Linked DNA regions of Homo sapiens: region 1 is linked to region 2. Evidence: chromatin contacts called from ENCODE Hi-C or POLR2A ChIA-PET data. All regions are on one chromosome and are shown on one strand. Each heading gives the region's core, a stretch centred on a gene start or an enhancer-like site at or near the end of the contact. The rest is flanking DNA. Distances are from core to core; before and after follow the strand shown.

Region 1 (4,269 bases), core at 1,286-3,785, 120 kb before region 2:
TGGATGGCAATTGAAGAAGAGGGAAGGCGAGGCTCTGGGAAACCGCTCTCACATGGCTTCAGACACTGGTGCAAAGGAAGCGTTTATAAGAAACTATGTCATAAAGTTAAAGTGGAATGACTATATTCTAAATATGTTTTCTACATTATATATACATCATTAAATAAATTGAATATCATATTTGATTATTTCAGCTATAGTCCTAAAAGTATACACAGTAGTCCCCGCTTGTCCTCAGGGATACATTCTAAGGTCCCCAGTGGATGCCTGAAACCTCAGATAGTACCAAACCCTTTCTCAATCTGATAACCAAGAGGGCTACCAAATGACTCGTAGGCCGGGAGCACGTATGGCATGGAGATGCTGGACACAGGGATGATTCGTGTCCCAGGTGGAACAGAGCAGGATGGCATGAGATTTCATCATGCTACTTAGAACAGGGCATAATTTAAAACTTATGGGCCGGGCTGGCCGGGCGCGGTGGCTCACGCCTGTAATCCCAGCACTCTGGGAGGCCGAGGCGGGCAGATCACGAGGTCAGGAGATCGAGACCATCCTGGCTAACACAGTGAAACCCCATCTCTACTAAAAAAATACAAAAAATTAGCCAGGCCTGGTGGCAGGCGCCTATAGTCCCAGCTACTCGGGAGGCTGAGGCAGGAGAATGGCGCAAACCCGGGAGGCGGAGCTTGCAGTGAGCCAAGATCGCGCCACTGCACTCCAGCCTGGGCGACAGAGCGAGACTGTCTCAAAAAAAAAAAAACAAAAAAACTTATGAATTGTTTTTCCTGCTATTTTCCATTTAATATATTGGGACTGCAGCAGACCATGGGTAACTGAAACCACAGAAAGCGAAACCACATATAAGGGGGAACTATTGATTTGGGAAAGAAACTGTTCTAGGGGGCAGAGGATGGATCATCCTCTTTGGAGACAAAAAAAATTATCTTACACTCAGGAATATATTCAGGTACAATGTTTTTACAACAGTAGATTAAACAGTTTAAAGTGGGCACAGTGGCTCATGCCTGTAATCCCAGCGCTTTGGAAGGTCAAGGCGGGAGCATCACTTGAGGTCAGGAGTTTGAGACCAGCCTGGGCAAGACAGCAAAACCCCGTCTCTACAAAAAATTAAAAAATTAGCCAGGTGTGGTGGTGTGCACTTGTAGTCCCAACTACTTGGAAGGCTCAGGTGGGAGGATTGCTTGAGGTTGCAGTAAGCCATGATGACACCATTGCACTCCAGCCTGGGTGACAGAGCAAGACCCTGTCTCTTAAAAAACAAAACAAGGCTGGGTGCGGTGGCTCACGCCTGTAATCCTAGCAATTTGGGAGGCCGAGGTGGGCGGATCATGAGGTCAGGAGATTGAAACCATCCTGCCTAACACGGTGAAACCCCGTCTCTACTAAAAATACAAAAAAATTAGCCAGGCATGGTGGCACGCGCCTGTAATCCCAGCTACTCGGGACACTGAGGCAGGAAAATCGCTTGAACCCAGGAGGCGGAGGTTGCAGTGAGCCGAGATCACGCCACTGCACTCCAGCCTGGGCGACAGAGCGAGACTCTGTCTCAAAAATCAATCAATAAATAAAAACAAAACAAAATAAAAGAAAAATAGTGAAGGCTTTGGTGGCTACAAGAAAAGGCACAGCAAGGAAAATATTTTGGTATCTTGGTGTAAAAAAAAGCACAAATGAAAATATTACAATGCAATAAGAATTTTTAAAAAACTGAATAAAAACAGTAAGATTTTGACTATGGTATCAGGAAGGGAAGAAAAGGAGAAACTTAAAATATGGACAGGAATACAGACACTTCAGCAACAGTCAATGTCCTCTGCAGACAGTACATACAATATTATTCACAAAGTGGGCTAACTCTGTAACAGTCTTCCAGCCAAGAGTCTCTGAAAATTATTTCTAAAACTTTACAACTTGCTACTATAAGGGGGAGGTACGCAACCAATAAGTCTAATTAGGATTCTGACCATTTCTCATATGCAAAGGCATATCAACAAACCCATCTGCAGTGTACAGCTCATCCTCATCTGGGATCTGGGGGCACAATTTACTCTCCCAGCACACCCTCCCTCCCTAACCTGACGATCCAACTGTGTTTCACCCAGGATTCAGATCCTGGGAGGAATCCTAACTATCAGGGCTGTTAAGCTTTTAAATACGCCACCCTCAGAGAAGGCCCTCACTAGATGGGTAGGGGCTGGGTGTCATGATAAGAGAATTCCTATTTTCCCACGGAAATGAATTACTTTTTAAAAAAACCCATTTGCTGGTGAAAGGGAGGAGAGGGAGGAAGTGAGGCTAAGCAAGTGTATTTGGGGGGTGGCAGATGAAGCGAGTCTTGTGGGTCTCAGGACAGTCTTTGGAACAGAAATTACAAAAACTAATTTGAAACCCAGAGGCAGTGAAGAAAAGGCATGGAAACCAAATGAAACACCATTTGATCTTTGGCCTCTCTGATCTGAAACTGGGCTGGGCCTCCAGCTGAGTTCACTGAGGCCACTGAACAGCTGTCCGGTGATAACCACTTTCATAGTTGTCAGCAACATTTGCTTCAAGCCAGTACCAGGGCTGTTCCCACTCTGTGGAGATGGAAAAAGAGTCTATGTTTCCCTTCATTTCTTCCTCTGCTTGAGCCATCCTAAATTAGGAAATCATCTGGATTTGTAAAAATAATCACTTCTTGGCATGTTCACAGAATCTGCTGAAATGTTATTTCAGAAAAGAGACTCTGAATGCCTGGAGGTCACTATAGGAAATGAATCTGGCAATTTGAAAGTGCACCTGCTGAAGTTCTAGGCCATCTCAGCATTCAAATAATTTATCCATCTTTCCAAACATCTTTTGTGTCTTTTATTTTTAAAAAACAAAAAAAAAGTTCTAAGTTATTACACTTACTATGAATCGGAAAACAGCCCTGCTTCTTTAGATGTGGATTCTGGGGTTTTTTTCTCCTGCATTTTTTCACTATTCAGCAAACACTCATTTAGAGTCCGCCTTAGACACAGAACTCTGCTAAGTACGTATGCATCTTGCTTAGGACAGCTGTGGCTGCAAGTAGCAGAAAATGAGACTCGAACTGGATTAAACATCACAGAAATGTGTCTCTCATGGTAAGAAATGCAGGGTTGCTCTAGAGTTGGCTAATGCTGAGGTTCTGCAAAGTCATCAAGCAGCCATCATTCTTTCCATCTCGTTACTAGTTTCCTACTGCTGCTATAACCAATTCCCACACACCTAGTGCCTTAAAACAATACAAAGTTATCATCTTATAGGTCCAGAGGTCAGATGTCTGACGTAGGTCTCCGTGGGTTAAAATCAACGTGTCAGAAAGGCTGTCTTCCTTTCTGGAGGCTCCAGGAGAATCCATTTCCTTGCCTTTCCAGCTTCTAGGGGCTGCCCACACTCCTTGGCTTGTGGCCCCTTCTATCTTCTAAGCCAGCAATGACTGCTCGAGTCTCTCACATCACATCACTCTAACACTGACTCTCTTGCTCCCTCTTCCACATTTAAGAACTCTGGTGGTTACACTGGGCCCATCAGAGAATCCAAAACTCTCTCTCCATCTCAAGGCCATACCCTTCCTTAGCACATCTGCAAAGTCTCTGGCCACGTAAAGTAACACATCTTCAGATTACAGAGCCTAGGACATGGATATCTCTAGTGGGGGCTATAATTCTGCCTACCATAATCTCTGTGCTCTTCCAGCCTCAATGAGGGCTTTGCCCTCAGGCTGGCTGTTCTCATGATCATAAGGTACTAATTAGAGAAGTTTCAGATGCCACATCCAGACATACTTTGTAGAGGAATAAAAAAGGTGAGACACCTCTTTCTGGTCTCTTTCTTTCTAGGAAGAAAACTTTAGCCAGAGGCCCTAGAGCAGATTTTCCTTCATGTTTAATTGGCTGAAACGGGTTACCTGCCCATTATCAATCCAATTTTTGACAAGGAGAATAGGTTCACTGTGATTGGCATAGGATAAGAATTTGGAATGGATGTTGGAGAGTCAGCCATCATATTCACTATAATGTAGCAAATACCAAGAAGGGCAGAAAGTTACTATTTACAGAATACTTATAACTAAAGGTCCAGTACTTAAACCAATCTTGCTAAGAAAACCAAGGCTCGTTTGAATTTTACTATGTATTCTAGTTATGGTTACCTCTGCATATACTATTATATATGGAGGAGTAAATATGCTGGCTTTTAATTTTATTTTTTTGAGATGGAGTCTCGCTCTGTCGTCCAGGC
Region 2 (3,960 bases), core at 1,314-3,813:
TACAGACCTTAAGTCTGATAAGAAACACTTACAATGTATTCTCTCTAAAGCCTGCTACCCAGAGGCTTCATTTGCATAATAAAATCTTGGTCTCCACTACCCCTTATCATAACCCAGACATTCGTTTCTATTGATAATAACTCAACCAATTGCCAATCAGAAAATTTTTCAATCTACTTATGACCTGGAAGCCCCCCACGCCCTTCGAGGTGTCCCTCCCTTCTGGATTGAGCCATCATAAATCTTACATGTATTAATTCATGTATTATTCTCCCTAAATTGTATAAAAGCAAGCTGTTCCCCAACCACCTTGGGCACAGGTCTTCAGAACCTCCTGAGGCTGTGTCATGGGTGCATTCTTAACCTTGGCAAAATAAACTTTCTAAATTGACTGAGACCTGTCTCAGATACTTTGGGGTTCACAGTATCAAGGGCCTTAAAAATGTTTATACCCTTGAGCCCAACAGTTCTATTTCACTTTCAACAGTCTAATGAGAAAGCCACTTAGTCAAACTGATTGAGAATAACAAAAAAAGTATAAATGCTTCACTTTCAACAGTTCTAATTCCTACTTCTAGACAGGGAGCCCAAGGAAATAAGAGATAGAACAAAGGGACTCCCTTTGCAATGATAAAACAAAACAAAACATCAGAAAAACAAAAAACTAATAGGAGAAAAATAAATTATGGTCATTCATGTGATGCATTATTTTGCAACATAAGACAATTATGAGGCCAGGTGCGGTGGCTCACACCTGTAATCCCAGCACTTTGGGAGGCCAAGGCGGGCAGATTGCCTGAGCTCAGGAGTTCAAGATCAGCCTAGGCAACACGGTAAAACCCTGTCTCTACTAAAATACAAAAAATTAGCTGGGCGTGGCTGCGTGCGCCTGTAGTCCCAGCTACTCCAGAGGCTGAGGCAGGAGAGTTGCTTAAGCCCAGGAGGTGGAGGTTGCAGTGAGCCATGATCGCGCCATTGCACTCCAGCCTGGGTGACAGACAGAGCAAGACTCCGTCTCAAAAAAAAAAAAAAGAAGAAAAGAAAGTTATGCTTTCAAAGAATGTCCAATGACATAGAGAAATGCTGTTTATATTATATATATATATAAAAATATAGATTAAAATAACAAATTCATTGTAAAAAAATCATTAATGGCTATTTCCAAATTATAGAGTTAAAGATGCTATTTATTTTCCTTTTTGCAAATTTTCAATATTCTCTAAATTGAATATTCTCTATCAAGGGGTGTATATAACTGTTAAAATTAGGGATTTTGGGGTTTTTTATTTTTTTTTGAGACGGAGTTTCGCTCGTGTTGCCCAGGCTGGAGTGCAATGGCACGATCTCAGCTCACCACAACCTACACCTCCCGGGTTCAAGCGATTCTCCTGCCTCAGTCTCCCGAGTAGCTGGGATTACAGGCATGTACTACCATGCCCGGCTAATTTTGTATTTTTAGTAGAGACGGGGTTTCTCCATGTTGGTCAGGCTGGTCTCGACCTCCCGACCTCAGGTGATCTGCCTGCCTCGGCCTCCCAAAGTACTGGGATTACAGGCGTGAGCCACCACCGCGTCCGGCCTAAAATTAGGTTTAAAAAAGTAAATGCTAAATTAAATAATTGGCCCAAATAACCTAGATTCCAGGTAACTCAACTTTGTTCTTGGAATCCATTCTTCTAATATCCAGGATGTGGGCAACTTAAACAATTATAAACTATATTAGAAATAACAACATAAGACACATATTCCAACAAGAACGTTATAGAGCTGTAATATGTTTTTAATTATTAAGCAGAAAGGTCAAGTCTATGTTCAATAACAATACGTTCCTTGGGATCAAACAATATGTTCCTTGGGATCAAAAGTTGCATCTTTCATCATGCAGTCCTTGGGATTAACTGCTAAATAAATCACCCTTATCAGCTATTGTTTTACTGCAGAAGCTACTGCTAAAGGAAAAGACTTCATGATATTAACTCAAGAAAGTGCAAAATGCCTTATAAACAAGTGCACAATTTCCCTCCCAGGTTCCTGTATCTGGAAGGGCCCCCAAGATCTAGGTCTTAGCCCCAGCTGGTTACTAACTGGCTGGTGGCCATGGATTCTGAACCTCGGTTTCTCCACCTGTGAAATAAGGGGGTTTACCGGGATGGACTGACATGCTACAAAAACGTTATTTCGACTTCACTTTTATAGGAGTCCAGGGAAGCCTGCACCAGCCAGCTAGCTCCAAAACCAGGATGGGCGGGAAATCCCCGCAACGAGATGCAGCCCAGAAAAGCTAAAGGAATATTCAGAGATTTGGCGTAAGTCCTCAGCTCTCCAGCGGACCACCTGGTCTCCTTCCCGGGCCACCCTTGCAAGGACCAAGTGTGGCGGGATGTGGCTGAGCCCCCTCAGTAAAGGAAAGGTCTCGCTGCCCCTCCCCTCATCCCGAAAGGCCACCAGCGGCAATGCGAAGTGATTGCCTGCTCTCCGGAAGCCCGGCCTCCCCGAAGGTCCCTCCACGCACCGCCGCCCTCACCCGGGACTCACCAGGGGTCCGGTGCCATCCTGCAGACTCCGCCCGCCGCTCGGACTCTTCCTGCTCTTAGCAGCTGACTACGGCGGCCCGCGCGGCTCACTCCCCGCAGTTCGTCCCGTGCGCGACCGGAGCCTGGAGTTTGCAAAGTGAGTAGCTAGGGCCTCAGAACTATAATCAGAGAAAGCAAAGCGCTCCCCTGCGGACAGTACACTGGAGCAATCTACTCCCACCAAGAGACGCGAACTGCTAAGCTCAGTTAAAATTGTTAAATAGAAACAAAGCATTTTCCCAGGAAGGTGGGAGCGCTGCAAGACCTCTCTGTAGCAGTTACTTAAAAATTTATCCTGCTTCAAAAACAAAACAATAAACAAAACACTAGATTGCGGTGAGACTTGCACGCTGCGTAAACTCACTACAACCTACTTTAAGTTAACTTTATGATATGTAAATTATACCTCAACGCTTTTTAAAAAATCTTTAAAATTTTTTTCACACTGCTCCAAACAGGGGCCCAAAGAAGTATCAATTATATATATTTTTTATAGCAGCCTTCCTATCAGTCCTGTACGCCTGATTACATATTTTTTAAATGCCATTCATTCGGTGCTTGATTTTAGAGTTACTAAGAAGTCACAGACTCTACACAAGGGGATGGAGGAATTAGTTCTGCGCAGTTAGTGCCATCCCCTAAATTTCCAGAGAAATAGCACAAAAAAAAAGAAGAGGAGTCCCACCCCATCTCTCTTCCAGTCCCCATACCCCTTCATTTCCAAGAATGCTAATGAACTCGAACTCGGCAGGCTGGGTTTCTGCGCGGGCGTGGAGCTGGAGCGCATGCGCTCGTCCGTTACCATAACGACCAGAAGACGCTGCAGCCACTAGGGAGGAGAGCAAAGTAATCAGAACCTCCCAAGGATGGATAACAAAATTTCGCCGGAGGCCCAAGTGGCGGAGCTGGAACTTGACGCCGTGATCGGCTTCAATGGTGAGGCCTCCAGCATCTTTGGGCTGGCTGGTTTAGGAATTCGGAGGACGTGTAGTGCAAACAGGAATAGTGAGACACCGGGGACACCTGAAAGGCAGTGTGGGACAACGGCAGGAGCCCTGGCCAGGGACACGCACAGGAGGACCCGCACAGCCTGACCTGCCCCAAGGCCTTGGAGAGTCACTTCCTCGATCCAAGCCTCAGGGAGTGAGATGGTTTTTACCAGCTCGGACAAGCGCCAGCACCTAAAAGGGACCAAATGCCTCTTCCCCAGGCGGGCCGGATGAGTACGGGTGGTTGTAACCCTTCTCCCACTAGGTCAGCCCTTCCTGGCTCTGAACCCCACGCCGCTCGCAAAGCCCTAGGCTCCTTCGTAACCACACAGAAGGATGCTGTCTGTGTCGGCCCCTGGGACCAGCTAGGAAATCTGCTAAAATCCCAACTGGCGTAC

Evidence for each region. A loop is a pair of places that touch in the nucleus more often than their neighbours do. ChIA-PET counts read pairs that join two places held with the same protein, here RNA polymerase II (POLR2A). Pooled maps may share reads with other maps.
Region 1: a loop to region 2 is called in a pooled map, with 3 times the contacts of the local background. The contact joins the enhancer-like site here to the promoter of STX8 in region 2. A Hi-C loop is called at or near these places in 3 of 50 pooled maps. POLR2A ChIA-PET finds 5 or more read pairs at or near these places in 2 of 52 experiments (GM12878 and H1).

Annotation. Positions count from the first base shown.
Region 1 is chr17:9,453,928-9,458,196 of GRCh38, forward strand. All of the region lies in intron 6 of STX8 (syntaxin 8), which reads right to left. Among named protein-coding and RNA genes, the nearest start is that of STX8, 120 kb to the right of the region's middle. Within about 2 kb of position 2,536, at least 3 of the 41 ENCODE cell types and tissues checked have a DNase peak (open chromatin) inside an H3K27ac peak, as active enhancers do.
Region 2 is chr17:9,573,257-9,577,216 of GRCh38, forward strand. STX8 (syntaxin 8) reads right to left here and starts at 2,564. Exons shown (of 8, transcript NM_004853.3): 1 at 2,536-2,564. The coding sequence starts at 2,552. It overlaps CFAP52 (cilia and flagella associated protein 52), which reads left to right and starts at 3,386. Exons shown (of 14, transcript NM_145054.5): 1 at 3,386-3,509. The coding sequence starts at 3,440. RefSeq lists enhancers at 2,547-2,726, 3,519-3,648.